2 separate regions of the Homo sapiens genome follow, and region 1 is linked to region 2. A link is a loop called in an ENCODE intact Hi-C map of the cell type or tissue named here. Cell type or tissue: endothelial cell of umbilical vein. All regions are shown on one strand. Each heading gives the region's core, and the rest is flanking DNA. Links, peaks and the distances in the headings are about the cores only. Region 1 has its middle 290 kb from the start of LINC02233. Region 2 has its middle 700 kb from the start of FSTL5-AS1.

What was found. Peaks named below come from ENCODE experiments on the same cell type or tissue, not always from the same donor. Only the 100,000 strongest peaks of a DNase experiment are listed, where the experiment ranks them.
Region 1: a loop joins it to region 2, with 5 times the contacts of the local background. A loop is called at or near these places in 2 of 110 quality-filtered maps.

What each region holds. Positions count from the first base shown.
Region 1 is chr4:159,479,023-159,494,785 of GRCh38, forward strand. No RefSeq gene overlaps it. Among named protein-coding and RNA genes, the nearest start is that of LINC02233, 290 kb to the right of the region's middle. RefSeq lists a silencer at 8,431-8,510. In endothelial cell of umbilical vein, for the core only: a CTCF peak has its summit at 8,359 (motif pointing right); a DNase peak (open chromatin) is centred at 8,389; H3K27me3 peaks cover 1,465 bases.
Region 2 is chr4:161,314,191-161,329,953 of GRCh38, forward strand. No RefSeq gene overlaps it. Among named protein-coding and RNA genes, the nearest start is that of FSTL5-AS1, 700 kb to the right of the region's middle. In endothelial cell of umbilical vein, for the core only: a CTCF peak has its summit at 6,358 (motif pointing right); no DNase peak of the experiment used is centred there.

The DNA of each region.
Region 1 (15,763 bases), core at 4,746-12,745, 1.8 Mb before region 2:
GTATGGTATATGACTTAATGAACATGGGTAGAGACAGAGACCAAAGAAGAGGTATGGGAGCTATAGTGGTTTAAAAATATATCCAAAAATTATGTGATAGTCTTGCTTATCAAAAGATAAAGTCTGCTAGGCTGGAGAGCAGTGGTGCAATTTCGGCTCACTGCAGCCTCTGCCTCCCAGGTTCAAGTGATTTTCCCACCTCAGCCTCCCGAGTAGTTGGGACTACAGGTGTGCACCACCACGGCCAGCTAATTTTTTTGTATTTGTAGTAGAGGCAGGGTTTCCAACTCCTGACCTCAGATGATCCGCCTGCCTTGGCTTCCCAAAGTGCTGGGATTACAGGCGTGAGCCACCTCACCCAGCCTCAAAAGATAACACCTGCCTCCCTGAATGTGAATGGACTTTGTGACTCACTTCTAAATAAGAAAATGTGGCAGAAATCACAAGCCATTTGTGAGTCCAGGTCCTAAGAGACATTGCTGCCTCTGCCTGCTCTTGCTTGGATTCCCTCCCCTGAGGGAAGCTGGCCGCTATGACATCAGGACACTGAAGAAACCCTACAGGGAGGTCGGTGAGTGAGGAGGTGAAGCCTCCTGTGACAGCTGGCTCCAACCGACTAGCCATGTGAATGGGCCTGCGTCAATTCACATCTTCAGAGGACTTTGGATGACTGCGGTCCTGGCTGGTGACCTGACTAAAGCCTCAGGAGAGACCTTGGGCTAGAACCACCCAGCTCAGATACTCTCAAATTCCTGACCCACAAAAACTGTGAGATTATAAAGGCATATTACTGTTTTCAACAACCAAGTTTTGAGGTAATTTTGTGTGTGCGTGCGTGTGTGTGTGTGTGTGTGTGTGTGTGTGTGTGTGTTTTTGAGACAGGATCCTGCTCTGTCACCCAGGCTGGAGTGCAGTGACCTGATCTTGGCTCACTGCAGCCTGCCCCTCCTGAGCTCAAGTGATCCTCCCACCTCACCTCCTGAGTAGCTGGGACTACAGACATACGCCACCACATCCGACTAATTTTTAAAATTTCCTTATAGTGTCTTTTTGTAGTGATGTGGGTCTCCTTATGTTGCCCAGGCTGGTCTTGAACTCCTGGGTGCAAGCTATCCTCCTGCCTTAGCCTCCCAGAGGTTGGGATTACAGGTGTGAGCCACCACACCCAGCCCAAGGTAACTTCTTATGTAATAACAGGAGGTCACAAAATTCTAGTTATGCTGAATTTGAATTTTTACTTAGAAGTGACATGGGAGCTTACCTAACATTAGTTATGTTTAATTAGGTTTTTTGGCGACCTGTTTTTAGGGTTGGAGACCAGTTTCATCAAATCAGGGTAGAGATTCTCCTGGTAGCGCTCTGGCACAGAGATTTGTGTGAGTGTATGAGTGCCAGTGGAGTTGGGGGCAGTGCTGGTAAACTTGGGAGAACTGAAGTGAGGCAGAAATCAGGTATGATTTTGAAGGTTTTTATCTAAAATATTCCTATCAATTTGAAATTTTCTGACTTGAGTTGTCATTAAAAAAGCAAATACATTTGGGAGGGTAAAATTCATCAGTCATTTGCACCTCACTGCAGATAATTTGAACAGATAATGACTTTGCCCAACATGTGGCTAAAATATGGTGGAATGGGACTCCTGGGGAAGACAGGCTCGGAACAGGCAAGGGGGGATGGGTGCCTGGGAAGGGCCTTGCAGTTGATTCGGGGACCCAGACAGCAAGTTGAACATGAAGGGAACTGAGAACTCAGGGACTTTATTCCAAAAGACATGTAAAAAGAGAATAGGAGAAGAGAACAGATTTAAAAAAAATGCAACCATTGAAGTACAGGGGAGAAAAGAAAGAAAAAATGTTTGAAGCTAAAGATCATCATCTCCTATTCTGAAATTTGTAATGGGGCCCTGTCATGGTTATATTTAGAATGCTGCTGAGATTCTTCTTGGTGCCCTTTTTGGCATATTCTCAAATGTGTCAACTCTGATGCTTGCCTTACCATGTGTGTATGAGGAAGAGTTCACTTCAGCTGTGATACCTGGGGCACAGTATGTGAAGTGTGTCCACACGTTGGAGTTGTCACTCTGATGCAGTGAAAGTCCTGGCTGAACCTTGTGTCCTTATGTGCCTCCTCATCTTAGCAATGTATCATATTCTGTCTGGCATGGTAATCATTACTCTATGTTCCTTCTTCCTCCCAGATTGTAGGCAAACTAGTGGTTGGGGCCCTGTCTCATCCAGTTTGGTGCTTCCTGGTGAACGTATGGGTATCATCTTGATATAAATATTTGCAGAATTGTGTTGACTATGGAAAACCACATTTAGTATTTTGTTGTAGCATTGAGCCAATATGGCTTTCTTGAAAGAGCCAGGTTTTAGAACTATCCAGTATTTGTCTAAGGTATACATTTATTAATTTTAATCCTTAATGGGCATGCTTGCCTGAAGTGTACATGAGGTGAGGATGAAGTATTGACTTTGTGGGGCCTAGTTAGGAAAATGAGATAAAATTGGAAGAAGAAAAAGAGGATGGAATAGCCCTTACCATGACATCGCCCCTAGAAAGTAGAATTAGAATAGGTATAAAAGAGAGGAGAGAGAAAGGATATGTGAGAGACAGAGGAGGAAAGTGGAGAAAAAGATGTAGATAAGGAGTGGAAAGTGATAGAAGATGAAATATGTAAATGAAGGACAGGGTAGAGATGTTATCGGGACAGTCAGAATATAAAATCCAGGACTGTCCCAATTAATGGATATGCCATTGATTTTATTTAATGTTGTGTTCCTTTGCTTTTGGTTATAGGGAGTGGAAATGTAAACTACATTTAAAAAATCTTATTTTAAGGATATACACGTACTGAACAAAGAGAGTAAAGTCAAGGAACCAGGTCACTCCAGTGGCCATCACTGGCCAGACCACTCAGATTCCCCAGTCCAAAATCTGAAGGGAGCCAGTCTGACTGGCTTTGCTAATCACGACCCTCTGATTGGACAGAGTTTTGTGGGCTGGGCCAGCTGGTCCTTGCTTGTGTCAATCCCCCATTTGGTGTTCATCCCTGTGCGAAGAAGAGCCTGGGGCGGCTTTCTTGAGTAAGCAAGGGATCATTGTACACGTGAACAGTGCTGTGGCTGAAATGACCAATTTAAACATGAATGATAAGCCGGGGTGTAGGCTCATGCCTGTACTCGTAGCTACTCAGGAGGCTGAGGCAAGAGGATTGCTTGAGCCTAGGAGTTTGAGACAAGCCTGGGCAATATGGTGAGACCTCATTAAAAAAAAAAAAAAACATAAAAAGGAAAAAATATGAATAATAATTTAAAAGGAAAAGAAAATAAAACCCTGAATCATATCTACAGACAACCCACAGGCTTTAAGGAAGATCCAAACCTGTAATATAACAAGGAAGGCATTTGATATACTTGATAAAAAATGTTTTACTCTTTTTGCTTCTCTGTGAGACTCCTTGTATTACTCAATTTGGGCTTCGCTAATGAAATACTGCAGACTAGGGGGCATATGAACAACGTAAATTCATTTTTCACTCTTTTGGATGCTGAGTCTAAGAGCAAGATGCTGGCCGATTTGGTGTCTAGTGAGGCCCCCTTCCTGGTTCATAGATGGTGCCTTCTCACTGTAACCCCACAAGGGGGTGGGGTGAGGGAGCTCTCAGAGGTCTTTTCAGTCATGAGGGCACAGTCTAATTGCTACCAAAGGCCCCACCTCCTATTACAGTATCCCTTACCCAAATGCTTGGGACCAGAAATGTTTCTGATTTTGGAATATTTGCATTATACATATTTACCCATTGAGTACCCCAAATTTGAAAATCAGAAATCTTGAAATGCTCCAATGAGCATTTCCTTTGGGCATCATGTTAGCACTCAAAAATTGCAGATTTTGGAGCATTTCAGATTTCAGATTTTCAGATTTGGGTGGCTTGGCCTGTTCTACCACATTGGGGGGTTAGAATTTCAACCTGTGAATTTTGGGGGAGGCATGCAAACCTTCTGTCTATAGCACCTTTACATTATTTTATAAATTCACCTTTAACTTGTTTCAGATTTTTCTCAGTACTTTAAATCTTACGCCATATGCGCTGGGTGATTTTTCAACTTTTAAATGGGCCCTGTTCTCTTGAAAATAAATGGGAAATAGATTCTTGGAAATAAAACATCAGTCTTTTCTGACTTCTTGGGTGGGTGAGCAGAAACAGACGATTCCATACCTGACATCTGCTTCCTTTAATACCCTCCAGGGTGTTTGCCCTATGTCTCTCAAAACTCAAACCACGTCAAAATCACCTCAAACCACATCAGACTTTTCAGGGCTGGTAAATGCTCCCACAGCATAAATAGTTGTTCCTGTCAAATCGGTTGGACTGTGTCTTAGGGGAAGACAATATTAATGTCTTTTTCTTTACACCTTTACAAGCAAAAATTCACTAAGGCAAGAGGCAAGTCATAGAAACATATTTCTCCGGTGTGCTTTTGTTGTCATGTTACTGGAAATAAATATCTCTGATGCTGTAGTTGCTGGTATAATGAAAATCTAAGTAGATGATGGTGTTTATATTGCAGGTGCTAAGGGCCTCTCACACTGGCACTGGCACTGTGAACTCATTGAGTTTTCTTGTGTTCTTACTAGCTGATAATAGGGTCATTCTTCTCAGGGTCCCAGTGGCTGTAGAGAGCTGTTTGTGGGAAGCCATTATGTGACAGGTTTGAGAAGATCTAGGCAAGGGCAGGCCCCAAAAGATAGAGGACTACAATTTACATTTATTGCCTGCCTTGCCTCAGCTGCCTGGCATGATGTCTCAATCCCAGAAGCTCTTGAAAAGTAAAAGGCAGCCACAGGCAAACAGGGGAAACAGAAACAATCTGTTAAACGCAAAGGTGTTTACTTAGCATCCCAGCCTCAGAAATGCTCACATCCCACTAGGGGGACAGAAGGGAGCTTATGGAAACATATTGTGAGTGGAGCAGACAGAGTGTCATGATTTTCAAAAATCTGCTGTAACCTTCTGGTTCAGTTTTTGTTTCCCTGAGGGCAACGGAGTGAGATTTTGTATTTTTCCTTATTTAGAAATTCACATCCAGATAAAGCATCCCTTGACTCTATGAGTGAATATCTGGAGAGAATGCTTATGTGTCCAGTGTGAGAATGACTTTGGAATCCAAGATATGTTGATTGATGATGGAGAGTATGCTTAGCCAGTATTGAGGCAGTTTATCCAGCTGTTAGAACAGGATTATTTTTTTGATGACATGTGACTCATCCTTTGACATCCGTGAAAGAGAGCGCATAGTGGTTAAAAGCACCGACTTGGGAGCCAGGCTGCCTGGCTTCAATCCCTGCTCTGCCACCTACAAGGTATGTGATCCTGGGCAAGTTATTTAATCTCTTTGTGTCTCAGTTTCCTCATCTTGACAAAAGTCAAGGTTTGTAAATGGCTCAGACTGGCTCTGGTGTCTGGTAAGTGCTGTATAAGCATGTGTTACACACAGACATATGCATATACGCAAATACTTGATGCTATTCTGGCTATGTCATCAGCCAACTTCTGTAGCTACATGCTCAGTCTTTCATCTGTAAAGTAAAGGGGGTGGACTAAACTCCATTCTAGTTGTATGGTCTATGATTCTAGGTCATGGTGTTTGGAATTGGTGGTAAAATTACAAAGAATATTATGGAAATGACAATCAGCAACCATAATGAATCATCTTTAGGAATAGGTGTTGATGATTCAAATATATTTCCATTCTCCCAGTATTTGAAAGTATGGGATGGTATGTGGGTAATCTTGGATTCAGGAGTTTATATCTACATAGGTATCTGCTAGATAAAAAGGAACAGATAAGCTCTCATCAACTATGAGATATTTTTCCATCACAAATGAAAACTTTATGACCCAGACTGTGTAAAGCCTGGCTAACGTTAAGATTAGGAAATATCTATACTTTAATCAGAAGAAAGAAAAAGCCAAAGATTTAAAAATAGCAGGGCGGCTTAGCAACTCTCCAGGCTAAGCTGAGTGTGTAGTTGAGATACAGGTTGTTAAGCAAACTTTCACTGATACCCTCAGGGAAGAAATTGTGAAATAAGGCAACTGAGCAGGGATTTTTCAAAAAGAGTAAGATAAATTTCACAATATCTGGAGAATTTAGTTCTCATAAAATTGAAAAAAATTTAAAATCTCAAGTTGAATGGAAAAAGAGATACAGCTCAAAGGACAAGACTATTTCACTGAAAAAAGAATGATGTACCTTGTAACATAACTTAAATAAATTCTGAGTATCTTTAGGACTCTTAAAATATTTTTTCATTTTCTTTTCCTTTTATTCTTCAGTTGTTATAAGATGTGTGTTTTAAGTATGACCTTAGCTTTGTTAGTTGCTTTGAGCTCTTTACAAAGAAAAGAACATTGCTGAAAAGAGCCATGAATAAATAAGAAGTCAGTATAGATTTGCAAATATTTTCTAAAGGTCTAAGGGTCACTGAAGTATTGGAAAATGGGAAAAGGGAGCAGATTAAAAAAAAAGCATCAACAAAAAGTGAAAACTTTAAGAGAGGATACACAGAGAAGCAGAAAACTTAATTAAATTAAAGTTTACTGAAAGGGTCAAGATGTTATAAGAACCGCATCAACTAGAAAGACCTTTGAGAGAGAAAGAGGCATACCAATAAATAAAAAGCAGAGTTGTGATAAGACTTTAAATGGATAAGGCTGTGAACTTACTGTTCTCTGAACAGGCTGACTTTCAAAGCCTAGGCAAGGTCTTTACTATTACAAAGTCATGAGGACCTTCTTAAAAAGCCTTGAATATTGTATTCAGTTTGAGGCATTTCACTGCCAGGAAAATGAAGGCAAACAGAGATGGGAATTCAGAGTTTAAAACACACACACACACACACACACACACACACACACACACACACACACACCAAAAATATTTCAGGGTCTATGGAGAATTGACTTTTCAAGAGAAAGTATGAATAAAAAGAATAAATAATAGCTTCACTTGCAAAGTCTAAAGAGAGGAAGGTTATCACCTTCCTGTTGTATGCGCCTAAAATTTGACAGTGTGAAATTACGAGGTAACAGATATTCTCATTTAAATCCTGTGAACTTATTTAGTCAATGGTTTGACTCTACCTTTCACTTTAGGTTACAGACATTTATTTATCAATATTTGTTTTTTACATAGGACATTTATAAACCCATACACATGTACATATACACATCCATATAGCCAATAAGTGTCCAATCTTCCTTCCCTTTCCCTGCATTTTCTTTTATTGATGACCTCTGAGTCTACTGTACATTTGTAGCTTCCCTATAAATTTCTCTAAAGAGATGTAAGGACCACACATTTGATTGGCTGAACTTGAGCTTGCCCATCTCAGCTCCAGCTAAAGTGAGCTGTTGTTATTATTCATAGGGGTGTCCAATACAATTGCTTTAAAGGTTCACTTTTGCTCACAGGGGATTATTGAGTGGGGCAGGGTGGGGAGTGAGATATTGCTAGTCATTACAATACTAAGGGAATTCTATATATGCTATCATTTTACTTTAGCTGTGAGAAAGATGAGAAAGTAAAAGAAACTTGAGATCCACTGAAATAAATTATTTAACACAAATGAACAGGTAAGAGGCTCAAAAGATGTGGATTAAATATCGTTGCTGCAGAAATATTACTGTTTTCTCCCATTTCTACCTATTACTTTGTCATTCTCTTCCCTACACGAAATCCAAGTCTTTTACATCATAGGTGCACCAAATAAAAAGGTATTCAATAGACAAATGCTAGTGGTTTTACAGATAGAGTGGTCTAGGGAGGATAGGGTGTTGAGTTTTGAAATGGGAGGATGTTTTTAACCTTATTTAAAATCCTTTCTGGCTGTGTAAGCCATAGATCATGGTGTGCTATGCTTGGGTATCTATGTATGTTCCATCAATGAGAGCGCTGGGCTGAGAAGTTAAGCAAATGTTGTTTTGTGCTGCCAGCTGGGCTTCAAAATATGGCAGTCCCTGTGTTTATTGCCGACTAGTATTTTTCAAGAAAATATAAAAATTGTCATCTTCTCTGTCAGCATGAGACCTCTGAATCATTAAGACTCACCAGCACAGACTGTAACAAAAAGATGTTTTCCTTTGCTATGGATTTAACCATTTTATGGGTAGGTGTTTTCAAAAAACTCTGCATTTAATGCAATAAAGATGACATTTAATGCACAACAGGTATTAGTGGAAGTTATCACAACTAAATCAAGGTGAGATGAATCGTGGAAAGTGGCAGTCACAGTTTGATAACTGGAATTAAACGCAGAAATCCAAGTTAGAGAAGGCAGTAACAGCTCCTACTGACCAGCAGGGGTCACCCAATAACCAGAAAACAGATATGAGGCTTGTCGGTTCTCAGCACTGAAACGCAGGGGAAACACTCCGGTGCGAGGTCTCAGGCTGCCCTGCGGAGACACACACAGAACTCACTCATAATCCTAACTCAAAACCAAAACACAGCAATTCACTTCCCAGAAATGATGTTCTTCACTGGGTAAAGGGAGAAAACCTCAGGGCCAACTCTGGAGCTCTGCTACATGTATGGGAGTGAAGAATAATGGACTCAGTTGGGAGTGGAGGTTGTACCCGATGACATAAATAGAGGAAAGTGGAAGATACCTAAGGGGGAGAAACTCCCTGTTGAGTTCAGATGCTCTTGATCTAACTTCAGAGACCCAGAACAGAGAGGCCAGCCTCCAGTCAGGCTTCCTTTGCCGTCTTCAAGTACAGAACATTAAAACCTGTTCCTGGCCCCTTATATTTCAAACATTTTTGTAAAATGCATTTTTAAAACATCAGAAAAGTTCAGATTACCAGGTTTTCCCCACAATGATTCTTCCATTCTTCTTACAGCTACTCTGTGCTTCCTTTTCTCTTCAATGTCTGCTATAAAGAAACGTGTGCCCTATCGATTCTTTGTCTTTGGATTCCTGAATACATTCCCTGAAAGGACCTTCAGAGGGAAGGATCAGTAATAAAAGTAGCAGCTAACATTCTTGAGAGAGGATGGTGTCATGCTCTGCCCTAAGCTATCAGTGAACACGTGTATGTCTGATAACTTTCAAAAGGGCCTTATGATGTCGACACCTTTTTTTTTTGAGACGGAGTTTTGCTCTCGTTGCCCAGGCTGGAGTGCAGTGGTGAGAACTTGGCTCACTGCAACCTCCACCTCCCGGGTTCAAGCAATTCTCCTGCCTCAGCCTCCTAAGTAGCTGGGATTACAGGCGCCCGCCACCACGCCTGGCTAATTTTTTGTATTTTTAGTAGAGACAGGGTTTCACCGTGTTGGCCAGGAAGGTCTCGAATTCCTGACCTCAGGTGATCCACCTGCCTTGGCCTCCCAAAGTGCTAGGATTCAGGTGTGAGCCACAGTGCTTGGCCGACGTTGACACCATTTCAAGGATGGCGAAATGGAGGTTCACAGGCTGATGCAAATTCCTAATTCCCCTGCTGTTTGACTGTAAATCTCAGGTCAAAGAGGACAAAGAAACATTAAAATTCAACCATTTCGACTACCTGCCTGATGCTCGAATACTTTCTATGGCATCTCTGTTAGCTGGTCATATGTTGTTATAGTTATACATTGCTGAGATGGGGACTCATAAGTCTTCTTCATTTGAACAGCTCTGGCTGTAAGAGGGCTCTGCCTTATAGTCAGATGGAAGAAAGCATCTAATAACTAGTCTTTTTACTGACTGGAGCATATTCTCCTCCTACTGGGTCAATGCAAGAAGACTGATTTCCCTTCAGGGTAGTCCTTCATACATTTGAAGGGAGTTACTCTGAATCTCTCAGGTTTTCTCTTTATTAAATGCACTAAGATCCCCCAGAGATCTTTATTATATTGTTTAAGTATGATATCATTTTCAATCTTTCCTACATCTGAATGAATTACATTGGTTCATGTTCTTCTGAACATGTGGTTCCCAGAGCAGGGTGAGGCTAGTGTGCCGAGGGGTCTGTCATCTCTTTTTTTCAAGATATTATGCTTTGATTGATGCCTGTTTTCTAAGAAACACACAAATTTCTTATTTTGTTTCTACTTGTGTATTTTCTTCTCATTTCCCAGAAATGATATTTTTTTTTGCTGGGTTCTTAGATAAAAAATGCACAACTATATAATGAAAATTAATTTAGTGACAGCTAACAAAAGGCAAAGACATTTTTGTAAACATTAGTTTCAGTGGTAGATAATGGCAGGATTCAACCTCTCAAAACATTAATTGACTTTCCTTATAACATCATGTGCCAATGGTGCTTTACAAATCATGGTGAACACATTTTGCTGGGTTGAAATGATAGTCATTTTTGTGTTCATCCCTAGTTTAGGATTTTAGCACTAAATTCCTAGCCAGTTATCACTGTACTTTTATGAAAACTCTTGTTTAAATAACTTTAGATGTATCGATTGTAGAAATAATATGCTACAACCATTGCCTTCTTATGAACAGTTAACAAGTATAATTTAAAAAACTACTCAGCTCTCCCAGGAGAGTGTTTTGAACAAGTTGGAAAACAGAATTAAACAGGATATCATGCAAAGTGGGTGGCTTAGTTAATGTTTCTATTTTCTTTCTATGGGACTCTTAGAATATTATATGCAAACAATCTGAGCTAAGGTTGCATAAGATGTCAAATCAAAGTTATTCAAGTTATTTTATAGACATTAAAAAGCACCTTGCATTATCATTCTCAAATTTCGTAAATGGACAAAAATCTATTTGCACATAGTTGCACCCAGATGACATAAATTTTTAATGTGGTTAAACTCCATTTGAATATATGCCAAGATAGAAGCAATGATTAGCTTATTTTGAAAATTACCACTTTAATCTTTCCCATTACTGGATAGCCTCTAACAAAGAGACAGCCTTTCTGACCTCTTAAATAGTCATAAAATTGAAGATCTCAGCTTGACTTTTAGACCTTCTGCTGACCCAAGGCAAATTAGACCTGCTTCAGGACTTGACTTGAAAGATACTGAGCAAATACTTAGAGGAGTGATTATAGAGTTTAAGCCCCAGAGTAGAAGAAAATAGAGAACATGAGTTAAGAAACATTTTTCTGCCCATAAAGGGAGAGGAGCCATAAGAATGTAAAAAAGAAAGATTAAGAGGGATGGAAGTTGGCATTAGGTGGTGCCTGCATATCTCAAAAGGGATTTGGTGCCATAGCTCTTTGGGTCTCAAATGAGACTGGCTATGAAAAGGCTAACACTTCAGATAAATTGAAAGGGCATCCAAACAAAATAGATACCTGTACTCACCTGAAATCCAAAGAATAGGCACTCTTACTGCTATAGTTTTAATGTGTCCCCCCGAAAGCATGTGCTAGGAACTTAATCCTAAATGCAAAAGTATTGGGAGGTGGGGTCTAATAGGAAGTGTTTAGGGCATGAGGGCCCCACCCTCACGAATAAATTAATGCAGACTATAAAAGAACTTGAGGCACTGGTTTGATCTCTTGTTTTATGTCATTGTCCTTTCTTTGCCCTTTTGCTATGAGATGATGCAGCAAGAAGGCCCTCACAAGATGCCAGCCCTTCTATCTTGGACTTCTCAGTCTCCAGAACCATGATCCAATAAACTTCTGTTCATTGTAAATTACCCAGTTTGTGGTATCCTGTTATAGCAGCACAAGACCAATTAAGATAAAAAATTGGTACCAAAAAGTGGAGCTGTTGCTATGACAAATGCCTGAAAATGTGAAAATGTGGAAGCAGTTTTGAAATTGGGTTATGGAGAAAAGCTGGAAGAGTTGGAGAAGTAGGCTAGAATAAGCCTTTGTTTCCATACCTGGTGTGTTAAGGGTGTTTGAGGGCTTGGAAGAAGAGAAGAACTGTAGGAAAAGTGTGAAACTTCTTCAAGGTTACTTAAGTGGTCATGATCAGAATGTTGGTAGAAACATGGATAGTAAAGGCCATTCTAATGAGATCTCTGATGGAAATGTGTAATGCCTTATTTGAAAGTGGAGAAATGACCTTTTCTATTACAAGTGGCAAGTAAATTGGCTGAAATGTGTCTGTGTTAGCCTGTTTTTTTTTTTGTTTTTTTTTTTTTTTACACTGCTATAAAGAAATACTTGAAAATGTGGAAGTGGCTTTGAATCAGATAATGGGCAGAGCTTGGAAGAGTCTGGAAGCCTCAGAAGAAGACAGGAAAAAAAGGTAAAGTTTGGAACTTCTTAGAGACTTGTGAAGTGGTTGTGACCAAAATGCTGGTAGAAATATGAACAGTGAAGGCCAAACTGATGAGGTCTCACATGGAACTGAGAAACTTATTGGGAACTGGAGCAAAGTTCACCCTTGTTATGCCTTAGCCAAGAGCTTGATTGCATTGTGTCTATGCCCTAGGGATCTTTGGAAATTTGAATTTAAGAGTGATGACTTAGGGTACATGGTGGAAAAAATTTCTAAGCAGCAAAACATTTAAGGTGTGGCCTGGATGCTCCTTAGAGCCTACAATCAGATGTAGGAGCAAATAAATGTCTTAAAGTGTAAAAGGCAAGCAGAGTGTAAAATTTTGGAAAATTTGCAGGCTAGCCATGTGTCAGAGAAATAAAAAGCATCTTCAGGAGAGGACTACAAGCAGGCTGTGGAGTAACTACTTGCTAGAGAGATTAGCATGACTCAGAGGAAGCCAAGTGCTAATATCCAAGACAATGGGAAAAAGTCCTAAAAGGCATTTCAGATATCTTTGAGGCAGCCCCTCCCATCAGAGGACAAGAGGCCTAGGAGGAAAGAATGGTTTCATGGGTCAGGCCCAGGATGCTGCTGCCCTGTTCAGCCTTGGGACAATGATCTCCACATCCTGGCTGCTCAGGCTCCAGCCTTAGCCCAAAGAGCTCCAGATCCTGCTTAAGCCACCACTTTTGAGAGTGCAAACTGCAGTAAGTCTTTGTGGCTTCCACATGGTGTTAAGTGTATGGGTGTGTGGGATGCAAGAGTGAAGAAGGCTGGCAGCTTCCACCTAGATTTTCAAAGCCCGAGTGTCAAGACAGAAGCCTGTCATGGGGCAAAACCCCCACACAGAACCTCTACTAGGACACTGCTAAGGGAAAATGTGGTACTGGAGCTCCCAACTGGTCACACCTCCAACACTGGTGATTACATTTAGATATAAAATTTGGATGGGACAAACATCCAAACTATCAGTGTCCATGCCCAAAGACTTTATGAAAGGCAGAGTTTAAAAGTGATGAACTAGGATATCTGATGGAAGGAGTTTCTAAGCAGAATATTGAAGGGATGGTGTAGCTACTTTTGACTGCATACAGTAAAATGAGAGGAGAGAAATAATTTACTAACAGAATGTATAATTAAAAGGAAAGCAGAACATAACAGTTTGGAAAATTGGCAGCCTGGCCATGTAAAAAATGAAAAAGCATGTAGGAGGTGACAAGTGACCTTTTGATAAAGGAATTAGCATAGCTAGAAGGAGGCCCACTGTTATTCATCAAGACAATTGGAGAATGACCTCTAAAACATTTCAGTATCCTCAAGCCTGCCCTTCCCATCCCAGGTCCAGAGCTCTTGGAAAGCAGAATGGTGCTGGGGACCCAGGGTCCCTCCACAGGCCCTTTTCAGGACTGCCTCAGGACTCTGTTCCTTGCATTCCAGTGCAGTGGTATTCAGCTGCCCAAGCTGTGGCTCAAGCAGTTCCAGGTGCAGCTTGGGGTGCTGCTCTGGAGAGTACAAGTGATAAGCCTTTGTGGCATCCACTTGGTGCTAATTCTGCAGGTATGAAGAATGCAAGAGTTGTGGGGCATGCCTTCCTCCACTTAGATTTCAAAGGGTTTTGTGCAACCTGGGGTCTACACATAGACTTGTCACAGGGTTGGAGCCATAGCAGTAGGTCCCCACTAGGATAATACCTAGTGGAGTTGTAGGAGTGAGGCCACTGCAGAAAATCCCAAGCAGATGAGTGCCTGGTGGAGCTATGGGGGTGGGGCCACCCAAAGACTCTAGAACTGTAGAGCTTCCAGTGTGCAACACCAGCCTTGGGGAGCTGCAGACACATAACTCCAACTTGTGAGAGCTGCTGTATGGGCTGAGACCAGCAAAGCCATAGGGGTGGGGTTGCCTGAGGCCTTGGAGACCCACTTCCCACCCCTGGAAGGCAGGGCATGGAGTCAGGGAAGATTATTCTGGAGCCTTAAGATTTAATGTTTTTCGTCCTGTTGGGTTCTAGACTTACTTGGGATGAGTTACACCTTTCTTCTTGTTGATTTCTCCCTTTTGTAATGGAAACATTGTATCCTTTGCCTAACCTACCATTGTATTTTGGAAGAAGAGAACTTGTTTGATTTCATGGGCTCATATCTGGAGAGGAGTTTGCCTGAAGATGAACAGTACCTTGAGTCTCACCCATATCTCATTTAGATGAGACCGTGAACTTTGGGCTTTTAAGTTGATGCTGGAACAAATTAAGACTTTTGAGGCTACTGGGATGAGTGAATGTCTTTTTTGTGTGAGAAGGATATAAATTTGGGGGACCAGGGTGGGTCCTAATGGGTGTTGTTTAGGTCATGAGAGCTGTGTGAATGGATTTCTGCTGATTATAAAAGGTCTTGAGGCTACTAGTTTGATTTCTTGCTCTCTCTTCCCTTCTCTTTGCCTTTCCATCATGGGATGATACAGCAGGCAGGCCCTTGCCAAATGCCAGCCCCTCAATTTTTGGACTTCCCAGCCTCCAGACTCATAAGCCAATAAGTTTTTCTTCATTATAAATTACCCAGTCTGTGCTACAAGAAGTCCTCACTTAGGGTCATTGACAGGCTCTTAGAAATTGTGACTTTCAGCTAAATGATGTACAACAAAACCAATTTATAACTCATCATTGTTATAATAAAACAATTTTGAACAAGATGATGTTATTTGAGGACCTGTTGTACATAGTCTCACTTAAAGTTGCAGTTTCCAAGAACCTATAGATGATGTTAAATGAGGACTTACCATATTCTGTTATAGCAGCAAAAACAGGCTAAGACACTTACCAAATGCCTCATATTAACATGAATAGTTTTAGAAGAGAAAAAAATGAAGATATACTGTGCTTGGGCAGTGATGGAATGCAGTGCTCACAGAATTGCGTACTTCCTAGGATGGCAAGGGAAGGTCATTCTTGTTATTGATAAACCTGAGTGGTGGGGGCAGCTATGCAGGGAAAAGGGAATAAGTCCAAAGTCCAGGCCAATGGGATATTATCAAATACTATCTAATTAGAGACTCTCATATTGGAGTAGATCAGAAGTCACAAATTCAAATACGAGGGCTGAGTATGTAACATGAATGAGCAATGGGCTTGTCTTCTCTTTTTCTTTTTGGAACACTGAGATTATTATGTGAAGAAGCCTGGGCAAGCCTACTGGAGGATGAGAGATTGCATGGAACAGAGGCAAATTCTCCAGCTGAGACTTAGACCAAACAGCCTGCTCACACAAGGCATAAGAGTGAGGCCATCATGATCCAGGCACAGTGGTCCATACCTTTAGTCCCAGCTACTTTGGAGGCTGAGGCAGGAGGGTCACTTGTGTTTAGAAGTTTGAGTCCAGCCTGGACAATGGTGTGATACCTTGTCTCTTTAAAAAAAAAAAAAAAAGTGAGAAGACTGAGCCTACCTTGGAGCATCCAGCCTCAGCCTCAGCCTCAGCATCAGTTGACCACAGAAATTATCTGTGCTGATTCATACTAAAACTGTCCAGCTA
Region 2 (15,763 bases), core at 3,105-11,104:
TATGTCTATCAGCACTTATCCAAATATTCCCAGTTATTAGTTTCCTTGTCAGAGAGCAGCTATATAAAGTGGCATCAATTCTATAACATAAAAATGTCTTTCCAAACTTTCAGGCTTTTACCCCCAGTATCACACACAAAAAAAGTGTTATTAGAAAGATAGAATCCCTCTGTCTCTGGATATTAAAAACTATGTTATTAAATAAGAGACTGCTGTGAAAATGGATACAAACTGTTTATTCTTCTTCCTCTATCCACAGCTAGATTTTTACACTGATTTTGCACATAGTTTTGCACTGTGATTGAGCAACAGAATGTCAAGTGTTGGACACTACCTCTAGGCTTGACTTGTGAAACTTCCTCTACAAAATTCTTCGTGTTTTATTTTGCTTTTCTTTGGACATAAGCCAATATTCATGAAAGCCCACATGCTGAAATATGTAAAGCTTAAAATGGAAGAAACCCAGATCTGTAAATCCACCGTGAGCCACAAGCCGCTTAGGAACACTAGATTTGGAATTTGCCTGTGTGATAAATGAACTTCTCTCATGTTTGAGTCCTTTGTATATTTACTGAGTATAGCAACTAGCACTACATAACTTATAATAGAATTGGTAACTGGAAATGGCTTGCTGCCTTTATAGCACCTAAGGTATGTGGCATTGGCCCAGTGGTTGGAGGATAGGTGGCAAGAAAATAGATCTTATGCATTGTAAAACTTAAGATCTCTGTTAAACAATGACCAAAATATTCAGTAAAACTGTCACCCATAAAGATTTTGAAAATTTTGAAAACAGACTATATGTTTACTGAGCCTGATTTCAGAAAGAGAGATTTAAAACAAATATACTGTATATTAGCTATGACTGGCAGCTTTTAGCCAAAATATGAAAAGTGATGAGATCATGCAATAATTGATTGGTTTTCAAACATAGATACAAATAGAGAGAGTATGGAAATAAAGAAAGCTATGGGGTTGGGAAAGCCACCAGCCACTTCTGGATCCAAGTAAGAAGATGGGAGACAGAAAAAGACTTAATGTTAAAAACATAGGGTAGATGCAGTGACTCATGCCTGTAATCCCAGCACTTTGGGAGGCCACAGCGGTCTGATCACCTGAGGCGAGGAGTTCGAGACCATCCTGGCCAACATGGTGAAACCCTGTCTCTACTAAAAATACAAAAAATTAACTGGGCATGGTGGCATGCACCTGTAATCCCAGCTACTTGGGAGGCTGAGGCAGGAGAATCACTTGAACCCAGGAGGCAAAGGTTGCAGTGAGCCAAGATGGCACCATTGCACTCCAGCCTGGGCAAAAAGAGCGAAACTCTGTCCCCTCCCCAAAATAAAATACATACAAATAATAATAATAAGACTCCTTAGTTGAAGAAGTGCCTTAATCCTCAGATAAACATCTTTGAAGCTAATACTGTTCCACCTGAATATTTTTCTTCAGTCTACCACAAATTAGCCACAATTAAGTCGGAAGAAAAGCATAAGCTTTAAGAATCAAATAAATAAAGCCGACCTGAGAATTATCCATGAAGAAAACTTTGTAGGATTTTACTGACATTTTGAAATGCCTGCAACAAACAGATCAGAAACCTACTACATTTTTTTGAGGGAATTATTTTGTCAAAGAAGCAACGAATCAAGTATAAGAAACACTTGGACGTTTTTACTTCAATCCTTTGTGTTTAGAGTTGCACAAGTAAGAAGAGCATGATAAAGACTATACTCCACCAAACTGATCGTTTTCCTTCCAAAGTACACTCACTTCAGATATGCCTATAGAGGGTAACAAACAAGAAGGAGTATCTGAGAAGACAAAACAAGAAGTCAAAGAACAATGCATGAAGAGGGAAAATTAGGATGGTCTGATTAAGGTGTTTCTCCAGCAAAGTAGAAGTTCCTATAATGTCTGGACTCCAACATTTTATTATTATTCTGGAAAAGTGATTTCGGTGTGTTTCTCATTCTCCACTTTGCCAAGTGGGGCTTTTTGTCAAGGTTATTCATCCCCTTCTCCTCTGTGGAAGTGCACAGATATAAAATGAGACATATAAGGAGATAGACAAAATGTCTTTTGGTTTACGGGTTATCAGACAATAAGGGATCCATTGACATCAAGTGAATGACCTAGAGATCTTGAACGCTGAGTTGAGTGCAGCAATTGGACAGGACTTTGGTTTATCTTATCTGAAAATACTAGATTGGTTGACCGTTGCTGAGACAAGATATGTGTTTACTAAAACTACCTCCTCTTCTTGGAGATCCAGCTACTGTGTATATGCTGGTCCCCTTGGCATTTGGATGTAATTATATTACAGATAATAGACTATAAGCAGAATTGATGTGAACAGCTCCTAGGACTGGCTTTTAAAAACTTCCTATGTATACTCTTCATGATTTTTCTTCCCTGCCAGCTGAATTAGATAAGCATAGCAACTTTAAAAACCACATGATGAAGATGATGGACCTAAAAGATGGTATTTCCTTGCTCTTTGAATCATCACTCAGAGAAACATGCATATTAGTCTTTATAGGATTCAAAAAATAAATTAATCCATAACAAAATGTAATTCTTGTTTAAAATAAACCTTTAGAAATATTTGAGTTTACTTGCAATCTTCTAGCTTTATTTTATCGAGTAGACATAGGTCACATAACAATATGATATAATTTATGCGTATATCATATAATTTGTACATCTGCCTCTTATTTATAGGTTTAATCAGTTTGTTATTTCACAGATCATCTCAATTTAATTCACTCAATTAAACAAATAGCTCTGAGTAACCATTTATGTGTGATGCTGAGCTACTACTGGAGATAAACCAGTGAATAAGACAATAATCTTGTCTTGAAGAAACTTATGGTCCAGAAGAACTTAGGTAAATGCAGTAATGCACCACATAATGATGTTTTGGTGATTAACAGACCATATAAATGATGGTGGTCCCATAAGATTGTAATAGAGATGAAAAATTTCTGGCCCCTAGTGATGACATCATAGCCATCATAATATCATCATAGTGCAATACATTATCACACATTTGTAATGATGCTGGTGTAAACAAACCTACTGTGCTGCCGGTTGTATAAAAGTATAGCACATAGTCAGGCATGGTGGTTCACGCCTGTAATCCCAGCACTTTAGGAGGCTGAGGCGGGCAGATCACCTGAGGTTAGGAGTTCGAGACCAGCCTGGCCAACATGGTGAAATCTGGTCTGTATTAAAAATACAAAAAGAAAAACAAATTAGTCAGGCCAGGTGGCGGGCATCTGTAATCCCAGCTACTCAAGAGGCTGAGGCAGGAGAATTGCTTGAACCTGGGAGGCGGAGGTTGCAGTGAGTCGAGATCGCACCATTGCAACTCCAGCCTGGGCGACAAGAGCAAAACTCCATCTCAAAAAAAGAGTATGGCACATAAAATTATGTACTGTTGGTATTGATAATAAATGACAATGTTGCTGGTTTACTTACTTGTGATGCAATGCTTTTTAATTTTTTTTTTAGTATACTCCTAATTATTTTTTAAAGAAAATATTATAGTAATAGACCCTCAGGCAGGTCATTCAGGAGGCATTCCAAAAGAAGGAGAAGACAGCTCCATGGGTGTTACTGCCAGTGGGGCAAGTAGACCTTCCAGTGGAGTGAGATGTGGAGGCGAAGACAGTGATATTGATGATCCTGACCCTGTGGAGGCCTAAGCTAATGTGTCTTAGTTTTAACAAAAAACTAAAAAAACAAGATTAAAAATAGAAAAAAACTTACAGAATAAGGATATAAAGGGAGAAAATCTTTTTGTATAGCTGTACAATATACAATGTGATTATGTTTTTTTTTTATTATACTTTAAGTTTTAGGGTACACGTGCACAATGTGCAGGTTTGTTACATATGTATACATGTGCCACGTTGGTGTGCTGCACCCATTAACTCGTCATTTAACATTAGGTATATCTCCTAATTTTATCCCTCCCCCATCCCCCACCTCACAACAGGCCCTGGTGTGTGATGTTCCCCTTCCTGTGTCCATGTGTTCTCATTGTTCAATTCCCACCTATGAGTGAGAACACGCGGTGTTTGTTTTTTTGTCCTTGCGATAGTTTGCTGAGAATGATGGTTTCCAGCTTCATCCATGTCCCTACAAAGGACATGAACTCATCATTTTCATGGCTGCATAGTATTCCATGGTGTATATGTGCCACATTTTCTTAATCCAGCCTATCATTGTTGGACATTTGGGTTTGTTCCAAGTCTTTGCTATTGTGAATAATGCCGCAATAAACATACGTGTGCATGTGTCTTTATAGCAGCATGATTTATAATCCTTTGGGTATACACCCAGTAATGGGATGGCTGGGTCAAATGGTATTTCTAGTTCTAGGTCCCTGAGGAATCGCCACACTGACTTCCACAATGGTTGAACTAGTTTACAGTCCCACCAACAGTGTAAAAGTGTTCCTATTTCTCCACATCCTCTCCAGCACCTGTTGTTTCCTGACTTTTTAATGATTGCCATTCTAACTGGTGTGAGATGGTATCTTATTGTGGTTTTGATTTGCATTTCTCTGATGGCCAGTGATGATGAGCATTTTTTCATGTGTCTTTTGGCTGTATAAATGTCTTCTTTTGAGAAGTGTCTGTTCATATCCTTTGCCCGCTTTTTGATGGGGTTGTTTGTTTTTTTCTGGTAAATTTGTTTGAATTCATTGTAGATTCTGGATATTAGCCCTTTGTCAGATGAGTAGATTGCAAAAATTTTCTCCCATTCTGTAGGTTGCCTGTTCACTCTGATGGTAGTTTCTTTTGCTGTGCAGAAGCTCTTTAGTTTAATTAGATCCCATTTCTCAATTTTTGCTTTTGTTGCCATTGCTTTTATGTGATTATGTTTTAAGCTAAGTGTTACAAGAACAGTCAAAAATTTAAAAAACTTAAAAAGTGTATGAAGTAAAGGAAATGTTACAGTCAGTGAAGGTTAATTTATTATTGAAGAAAGGAAAAACTATTGTTCATTAATTTAATACAAACTAAGTGTCCAGTGTTTTAAAGTCTGCAGTAGTGCACAGTGATGTCCTAGGCCTTCACACTTACTCTCCACTTACTCACTGACATATCCACAGCAACTTCTAGTCCTACAAGCTCTATTCACAGAAAGTGCCCTATACAAGTTTACCATTTTCAATCTTTTATACCATATTTTTACTGTACCTTTTCTGTTTAGATATGTTTGGATGCACAAATACTTCCCTCTGTGTTACAATTGCCTACAGTATTGAGTACAGTAACATGCTGTACCGATTTGCAGCCTAGGAGCAATAGGCTATACCAGGGGTCCCCAGTCCCTGGGCCAGGAACTGTTCCATGGCCTGTTAGAAACTGGGCCACACAGCAGGAAGTGAGAGAGCGGCAGGTGAGTGAGCAAAAGTTCAACTTTATGCCTGCTCCCCACTGCTTGCATTACCGCCTTAAAGTCTGTCTCCTATCAGATCAGCAGCAGAATTAGATTCTCATAGGAGTGTGAACCCTGTTGTGATTTGTATGTGTGAGGGAGATTGCAGATTCCTCATAAGGATCTAATGCCTGAGTATCTGTCACTGTCTCCCATCACCCCCAGATGGGACCATCTAGTTATGGGAAAACAAGCTCAGGGCTTCCACTGAACCTACATTATGGTGAGTTACATAATTATCTCATTATATATTGCAAGTGTATTCCTCTGTCTTCAAGCTGCTAATAAAGATATAACCAAGACTGGGCAATTTACAAAAGAAAGAGGTTTAATGGACTTACATTTCCACGTGGTTAGGGAGGTCTCACAATCATCGCAGAAGGCGAAAGGCACATCTCACACGGTGGCAGACGAGAGGAGAGAATGAGAACCAAAAGAAAGAGGTTTCCCCTTATAAAACCATCAGATCTTATGATACTTATTCACTATTACAAGAATGGTATGGGGGGAACTTCTCCCATGATTCAATTATCTCCCACTGCATCCCTCCCACAACAGGAGAGAATTATGGTAGCTACAATCCAAGATGAGATTTGGGTGTGGACACAGCCAATCAATGAGGTAATAATAAAAATAAAGTGCATAATAAATGTAATGTGTTTAATTATCCCAAAACAATCTCCCCCGCTCCAGTCTGTAGAAAAATTGTCTTCCATGAACCCCATCCCTGGTGGGGACCATATATTCTTGTCAAGGGAAAAGGGAAAAGGAGAGAAATTGAGACTTTTCTGTGGTTCTTATACATGGGAATCCATATGACACTATACTAGGTCCCCTTTGAGAAAAAATTAAATGATGACATCTGGAGGTTTTGGGACGAACATGCGACCCATGATATTTACTGCCTTGTGGTCCTTATCTGCCAGCAGGTGGAGCCCTTTAGGCCATTTCAGGTGACAATGACCATGTGTTCCCACTGCTGAGTGCATTATCAGCATTGACATTTTGGCTACTGGTGGCACAGAACATCACTGCCGCCTGAATGCCCCCTAACAAGTAAGAATTTGAGTCGTAACAGCAGGGAAAAAATCCACTCCTGTCTTCTATCTAAATTACTCAAAGGGTTATTCAACAAAAGTAGTACTGCATATTAAGTGGAGAAAAAGACATTACTTTGTTAACTCGGGACTCGATACAAATTACTCTGTCATAGCATAACAGCACACTTTGGCTAGTCAAAAAGGTCTTCAGGTCGTGGAGACTGACAATGGATTGTTTCAGACTGAATGCCAAGGCTATGTGGATGGGAAGCCAAAAATCTTCCAGATACAATCAAATAAAATGTTTAACTATGGCTAACTCTGGCAGCATTCACTAATAAAAGGGAGGTCCTACAGCTGGAAAGCCCCTTTGGGTACTGGCCCCAGCATATACTTCACTTGAGTGTTCCTTTTGTCCCTTTTGTCAGGATTACCAGCAACACCACCAACTTTGGATGAGGCTCTTTGCAGCAGCATGTCTTGAAAGCATTCAACAAGTCGTGGTTCCAGTACTACCTTTAAAATTTTAGAGGCTGCTAACCCAATAAAATTACAGATGTCTGCAATCTCCATGCCTGCAGGTTAGAGTCTGTGGCAACACAAAACTTCCAGTGGGGTGCACAAGCCTCTTGAATTTAAACACATAAATTGCCTGAGGCAGCCAGAAGATATACCCCTTTTGAAAATTAACTCCTTGCTCACTGCTGGACACTGGTGGAGATTGAGCATCTATGGCTGGAGTGTCATATGCAATACGTGTGACAAACTCTATTTACACTGGGAATGTTTCTGGAGCCTTGGGGGACCAGCTCACAATGGATCCTAAGATGATTTTGTCCCTTACAGCCCTATCTGTAAGAAATAAACAGGCTTCATATAACTTGTTGCATGTGAGTGTGTCTGTCTCACTGAACTCAGACAAGCCAGAAACCAGGACATAGTAAACCTATTTTGCAGTGGATCAAAATGTGTGTTATAGACTGAATGCTTAGGTCTCTCCCAAATTCTTATGTTGAAATCCTAACACTCAATGGGATGTATTTGGAGGCAGGGCTTTTGGAATGTGATTAGATCAGTCTAGTGCCCTTATAAAAGAAACTCCAGAGAGTTTCCCTGCTGCTCCCACTCTGTGAGGACACAGCGAAAAAAAGATGGCCTTTAGGGACCAGGAAGCTGGCCTTCAGCAGATAATCAATCTGCTAGCACCTTGATCTTGGACTTCCCAGCCTCCCAGAACTTTGAGAAATAAGTTTCTTTTGTTTATAATTGACTCAGACAATGGTATTCTGTTACTGCAGCCTGAATAAACAAACACAATGAATTGAGTCTGAATTCAGGATACAAAAAAAATGTGAAAAGTTTGTATGCAGGAGAATTTGTGTCTGAAGTAAGATAAGAATATTTGATAAAAAGAAAAGCAGCCATATTCAAGAGTTGGAGGAAATATCAATAGGATAAGGTTATTCATTTCATGATTGATGGATAAATATGCTCACAATGGGATGTAACTAATTAAGATCTTCTGGCTTCTGGCATGATGTTACTTATTGAATTAGAGAAAATAGAAGTTGGAATTAAGTTTTGGATGTATTAAGAAGAATTACATATTAGTACTGTGGAAGTGCTAAGCAGAATTATTTTATAGCTTCTCTGAAACTCAGAAATTGATCTTGACTGAAAATAAATATGCACCAGAAATGGGTACACCAAGGGCATAGAGAACAACGTAAAAACTTACCACAATATGTTATGTTGTAAAGCAATATTTTTGACATGCTCAAAATCAACATTATAAATGCATGTAACTGAAATAGTTTGCGTCTAAATTTAATACTGTATTACTCATTCCTCTGTCCTTAAATCATTGAAAATATCAAAGATTACCAAAACACAGCTTTTAAAATGTAGCAGTATAAAATTATTCCTAACTATTTGCAGTTGTACTGCTGGAGACATTAAATATCACCAGCGAATGTTATTTACTACTATCAGCCCTGAAATATGCTAGCTTTACCACCCACACTGTACCATTCCAACCAGCATCCATGTTATCTCTTAAACTCTAGTTCAGGATGATCTACTATGACTGTGATGTGGATTTGTTTATTTTTACATATAATAGCTTCCAGGGCAAATCAATGGAAGTGCAGGATTTTTTTTCTTTCTATCCTGTGAGATGAGAATTAAAATGAACAAGGCTACTGACTAGATATACTTGGTATTATGGTTTGAATGTGTTTCTGCAAAATTCATATGCTGGAACTTAAACTTCAAGGTGATAGTTTTAAGAGGTGGGGTCTCTTGGCAAGTGTGGTCTCTTGGCTCTGACCTCAAAAATGGAATTAATGCCATTAAAAAGAGGGTTTGGAGAACTGCTGGACCTCCCATCTCTTCTGCCATGTGAAGAAGCAGCAGGAATGTACAATCTTGGAAGTAAAGAGTAGCCCTCGTCAGACATAGAATCTACTGGTGCCTTGATCTTGTACTTCGTAGCCTCCAGAGATGGATAAATAAATTTCTACTATTTATAAATTATAAATTCTGTGGTATTCTGTTATAGCATCAGGAACAGGTTAAGACACTTGGTAAATGTGGTGGTACAGTATATATGTTTATAAAATCCTCATATTAAAAGACATTAAGGGAATGGAGAAAAATAGTGAACTTTCCATTGCAGCAAATGCTAACAAGTATTTTGATTTGAAATCTAGTAATTAAAGGAAAGTAAAAATAGTCTTATACATATTTGAATTATATGTCATGAAATAAACTATCCACACACAGCACTGAAATTATGCTTAGTACATCAATTAATTTTGTCTTATCATACACAGATCTATTTAATATCACTGTGAAAACTTATTTAAGAGTTTAAATACAATATATCCTATGTAATGTGGCTATATTAATATTTTCAGATAGTTTAGGCAGAACTGTACTGACTCTGTCATTGTCTGAATGCTCTCTTTCAAAATACTGGAGAAAGGTTTTACTATTAACGTTTATTTATTTTATGTGGTCCTACAATATTTCTCAACTTATTTATTTCTTTAGTAGTCATCATTATATATATAATATTATCAAAATATGCTTTTCAAGTACTGTATTTCTGTGTTTGGGGATCCTCCATCTATAATATGTACTTAAATAATGACATTTCTCAGTTCTATCTTTCATGGAAATTTCTATAACCTCTATTTCTCATGAATGACAAGAGATCTCTATATGGAAGATAGATAACTATTTATATCTCATCAGTAGAGTTACCTATAATTTGCACATTTTTAGTAAGTCCAATTTTTAGAAATGATAGTATATAAACACTGTGTCTGATTATATAAGATTGCAGGATTATATGAGATTCAGCAAATAACTATTGTAGCTTTAAAAACTAGTATAAAGTATGAATATTATGAATGTTTACTATATTTTAAAATAAAATATGGAAGTTAGAAAGCTGTATGTCACACTTTGTACTTTGTTCATATTTAACTTCAAGGCATAATAATTGAAACTTATTGCTTTGAGAACTACAATCATCAATATAGTTTTCTTACTTTTCACTACAAAATTTCTTTCCAATTCTTTCTGTCTTTGAATTATACATTCGGAAATATACCACACATTTTAAAGATGACTGTATTACATTTAGAATAATAATACATCAATTTTTGTGTTACAATTATAAATTTTGTATTTATAAGATATTGCTAAATTCTGAAGTTAAAATGATGCCCGAATAGCCCTATTATAAATTAATAAACTACTATTAAATATTCATCCACTAATGTTTTCCTTACCAATGTTGTAAACATTCATTTTTCATTTGGGCACCAGCTATTATTTACTACATAAGCTATAGAGTAATAGTTCTTTTATGTCTTCTCTCAAACTTGATTTCGTATAATAGAAAAAAAATCAGTGTAGAATGAAAAGACATAGGTCCAAGGGCTAACCATGTTGAGTGATTTTGTTGAGGACTTTCTTCTTTGCTGAATCTCATTTTTCAAGTGACAGCGAGCGCTAGTGGAGTTGAGTGAAATAATATCATCATGACAATTTCTTCCCATTCTAAAGTCTACTTTTTTGCTGATGGACACCCTCCATATATTTGTTTCTTGAATCTGTGACTTTGTTAATAACATTCAGCATTTTCATTATTATGGTTGTTTTTATTTTCATATTTAGTGTTGTCTTTCCTGAGATGGTATGAATATCACTTTAAGTGAGGATACATATTATTCTGTACTGAATACATTATATAACTGTTTTACTCCCAAATATATATACCTATATGAGAAATTATTGGAGAGAGGGAAACCCAACCAAATTAGACCTGTACTCAAGAAGCTTCCATTGTAGCAGAAGATAGATATGGGAACAGCACACTTAGTAAAATACATTTATATTGAGCGTGTTTATAATCTATAGCATCTCCTATAATTTGTACTGATAACACAGAAAACTCAGATCAAATAAGATTGAAATCTCTGAAAATATATTATGAAAGAGATAACTTTTGAGCTACTTGACAATAGATTAACTTCTACCATGCAAAGATTTTTGAGAGAGGGTTTCAGTGAGAGGCAATGTTTTTAGTCCCTTTTGTGCTGCCATAACAGAATACCTGAAACTAAGTAAATTACAATGAATAGAAATATATTAGCTGACATTTTAGAGGTTTGGAATTCTCAGATAAAGGGGCTGCCACTTGGCAAGGGCCTTCTTGACTCATTGTTTCATAGTAGAGGGCAGAAGAGCAAAACAGTGTGAAAGAGAGGGAGAGGCAAAAAAGGAAGGCAAACTTTTCCGTTTTAAGGAAGCTATTGTCTTAATAAGAGCCTGAATCCATTCACTATACCCTCATGCCTAATCACCTCTCATTAGGCCACACCTTCCAACACTGTTGCATTTGAGATTAAGTTTCCCACACATGCTCTTGGGGGACACATTCAAACCACAGCTGGCATTAACTACAATCTACCTTTGTTTACTCTTCTAGTTCCAAACATATAGTGACAAACCTTATAAAGGCAACATTTCTAATGACTTTTGTATTTTTTACTACTCCTAAGGCAATTATAAGCTTTGAGAATATTTTTGGAGGTCTGATAAACTACACCTTGATGCACAAAAGTTGTCAGACAATTTTCAATGTAGGCAATTAAAATGAACCTGGAAAAGGTTAATTCTGAAATGGGACCATATATTGTTACAATTGTAAAAATCCAGAGATCACCTCATTTTAAATCTATTCTTTACAAAGGTCTTCTCTGCAGTATCTTTCATAAGTAATCCTGATGCTCTTCCAGGACCTCCACTGATACAGTTTTCATTTCCTTTTTTATTAAGCACATCTTTATTCATTAACAGTTGTGTAAAGCTGGGCACATAAATATGAGTAAGATATTACTTGTGCCATAAGACAGCAAAGAGATTTAGACAAGTTATTAAAATATTGTTTGATAGAGAAAGAGTAAGTTTTTTTTTTTTACTTTTTTCTGTGTCTGTCTCATATTGAGCCTGCCACTGAATTTAGCATATGGCATTATGATTACTATTTCCTTGCTCCTTTAGTACACAGTCTGCATTATTTGTATTTATATCCTCAAGATGTAGTACAATGCCTGTCACATATTTGATAACCCAGAAATATTAGTTGTAAGACCAAATTAACCTGTGAGAAAATAAGGTTTTATGAGGATGTGATTGAATCTGAATCTAAAAGATGATGAACACATATTTTGAAGGGAAAGGAGCAAAATATAGGAGAATTTCAGTCTGTGCTGAAGGAAAATTGTATATGAAAGAACAGGGTCTAAAAGGAATATTAACAACTTAAGTGTGAAGAGGTATGATCTGTAAAAATGTAAAAGTGATCATAAGGATAGCTAATATTCAGGCAGGATTGGAATAAACTTACCCTAACAGAAAACGTCAGAATCTTTTTCTGTCTCCATTCTCAAAGTGTTTAATACCATTTGCTTAATGTATTATATCATAAGGTAAATGGCTTTGCTGTGATTTTTTCTTTTTTATTATTGTTTTAGAAAAGTAAAGTAAAAATATTGTATGAACACTTTTGCTAAGGTAAGAAAATATTTTTTGAGGGGAGTTGAATTAGAGTATTATGCAATTTAGGTATAACATATCTAGGTAATTTTAAAGTTTTGATGTATGGCATGAAGTAATTAGAAGGTTGCCCATTGATCATATTTGGTGTTACAAAACATGAAATGGCAAAGAAAGAAAACCCCGTGCAATAAGCAAAAGAAATTTTTCTCCACCTTTCATAGAAGTTTGCCATTATGGGTGATAAGAGCAATTAGGAGGAAACTGGAGAAGACAACATCACTTTCTGTGATAAATTTGCTCTATTGGGTGACATTTATGGGTATATGATCACTATATGGCCAACACATTTTCATTAATTTAACTAGAGAGATTTTGCCTCCATGTCACTTATATATTGGAAGGAGTTAGTATATTTTTGCCTATTAAAGAGATGGCTTCAGCATGAAATTTTCAGAACACTGAATGGTGACCTCAAATGAATTGCATCTACTAGAACTTAAAATAGGCAAGGTGAGAAGAGGAAGAATATAAGGCTGAAGTGTTAAGGGCGTGACTACTGTGCTGTGCCAAGGAGTTTTTAACTTGACACTTTAACATTGAGTAGAGGTTTTTTCAAGTAAAGAAGGTAAGAGCAAGTGGTATAGAGAAGTTGCCAGGAAGGCAACTAGAGAAAAGAGAATTCTTGATTTTTCTTCTGGAATTACATGGAGTACTATATAGCCAAAAGATAAAATGTCCCAAGAAGATGAACAGATCTTAATACAACCTACCAGTACATCTTTGAAGATCTAAATATGATTTTGGCTGGAAGAGCATGTATGCTCATTTTATTTTTGAAGTGGTACTAAAATTAGTATTTTGCAGAAAGACTAAGAGCCTCCAAAACATAAATTCCTGTAGTTTTCTACTGCTGATTATTGTAGATACATTAACAACTCAGAAAAGCCACAGAGTATTTTGTTACTACTAAAAGCTTTTTACATATGATTGTAAGTTCACTGAGGGCATAAACTCAGAGTGTGTACAGATGTTTGCTCCTGGCCTGGCATAAATATGGTATATATTATGAACACCTATATTAATATATTTTTTTTAGTTAATAAAAACGTGGTTATTACAGGACATTTCTCCAGATGGCCTTGGACCAATCTAGTGCTTATCTCTTTCTCACTTAAAGTTCTTAAGAATAACTGTAGAATGTGCTGGGAGCATCTTGAGATAGGGAGTGATTAGAACAGCTCATGCGCTGTTTCCATCCCTCCCAAAACAGGATGTTTTTCAGTGCTTCAGCCCAGTGTATCGTTTTGCCCCTTGGTATATGATACTGTTTGGATCTGGGTCATCAGTCAAATTTCATGTCGAATTGTAATTCCCAATGTTGGAAGTGGGGCCTCTTGGGAGGTGATTGGATCAAGGAGTTGTTTCTCGTGAATGGTTTGACACCATCCCTTTGGTGCTGTTCTCATGATAGTGAGTGAGTTCTCATGAGATCAAGTTGTTTGGCACCAGAGTGGTGTGTAGCACCTCCCACTTTGCTCTTTCTCTCTCTCTTGCTTCTGTTCCTGCCATGTAAGAAATGCCTGCTCCAGCTTCACCTTCCAACATGATTGTAAGTTTCCTGAGGCCTCCTCATCCACATCCCTTCCTGTACAGCCTGTGGAGCTGTGAGCCTATTAAACCTCTTTTCTTTATAAATTACCCAGTCTCAGGTATTTCTTTATAGCAATACAAGAATGGACTAATACAGTATAAAAGCCATGGAGGCTGCTCTCCAGGGTTCCTCAGCTGTGGTGCAAGTGAGGAATTTGTAGACAAGACTCCATCTGCCTGGGGAGTTTTCCTGAGCTGTGGATGACCAGCTCACCCAGAATCCTTCTGTTGTCTGTTGTTGACAATCTGTGAGTAATAAACCCACTTACAACTTGTGTGTTTGAGTGTTCTGTCTCACTGTACTTGGGGAAGTAGTAACAGTCATGCAATGGTAAATTAAAGAAAATAAATCTAGAGTTAATTGTGCACAGATTAACTGTAGATCAAAACAGGCTTGTACTCATTCAAATCTTAGACCTAGACAGTTGCATTTAGCCCTGGCTCTGCACTTATAATTCCTCATTTTTATTTCTTTTTATTTGTTGTTTTTTCTATTTTTGACTCTCATGTAAGCCAGTCAGATTCTAAAATAAAAAGGAAATATTAGAAAAATTAGATTGTTTTTTATTCCCTAAGATAAAATTTGAACCAAAAAACGATGTCAGCAGAAAGATACTACAACAAAAGGACATGCTATTAATGCATTTAATATGTATAAACCTGCTTCTGTGTATACCAGAACACATGCACATATACACATGCACACTCAAGAAGAATTTTAATAGGTTAGTTTTCAACACACTCAAAGAAAGTTGGTTATAGAAGAAAGATGAGACTTGGAGTCAGAAGTTGATTTAAATTCTTTTTCTACGATCTATTCAATGTATGGCCTTAGTGAAATATTTGATTATCTTGAGCCTCAATTTTCTCTTCTATAAAATGAAAAATCATTTCTCTTGTATCCTTTTGAATACTTATGAGGGTAAACTATAGTATTACAGGAAAAGTTTTAATGTAGTGACTGAGTTAAAAAGACTTGCCAAATATTAGTTTCAGTATCTATCATCAAATAGCCATTGCCTGTTAGTTAGTGTAGATCCAATAATTAATTGGACAGAAATTTGAAAGAACAAAACTGAAAAGTTGGTGGCAAATATGTCTGAGAAAAGGTATATTGATGGACCACTTGGATGAGGCAGATTGTGTAGATATTTGTGTCACATAATAATTGCCCATCAGAAGACATCCCCTGTGGACAAGACTCTCTTGGCTTTAATTACAGGCAAGATGACTCTCATAAATAACATGACTTTTGTGGCAGGAATGGAGGTTTTATCAGAGAACAGTGACAAACTTTTCTCTTGAAGGAGACTGTTTGGTCTACCAACGCTATTGAATGAATGCACAATTTTCTAAGAACACAACCCACCACCGAGCTTCTGATAGGGTGCCAGAGGGCTACCTGGTATCAATTGCATTATACTGACCCTCTCTTATCATGGATGAACATTACTGTCCTCCTACAGAGACAGAAAAATATTCCAGATAAGAATATGCCTCCCCTTTCCACAGGGCTTCTGCCAGCATCATAATCTCTCATC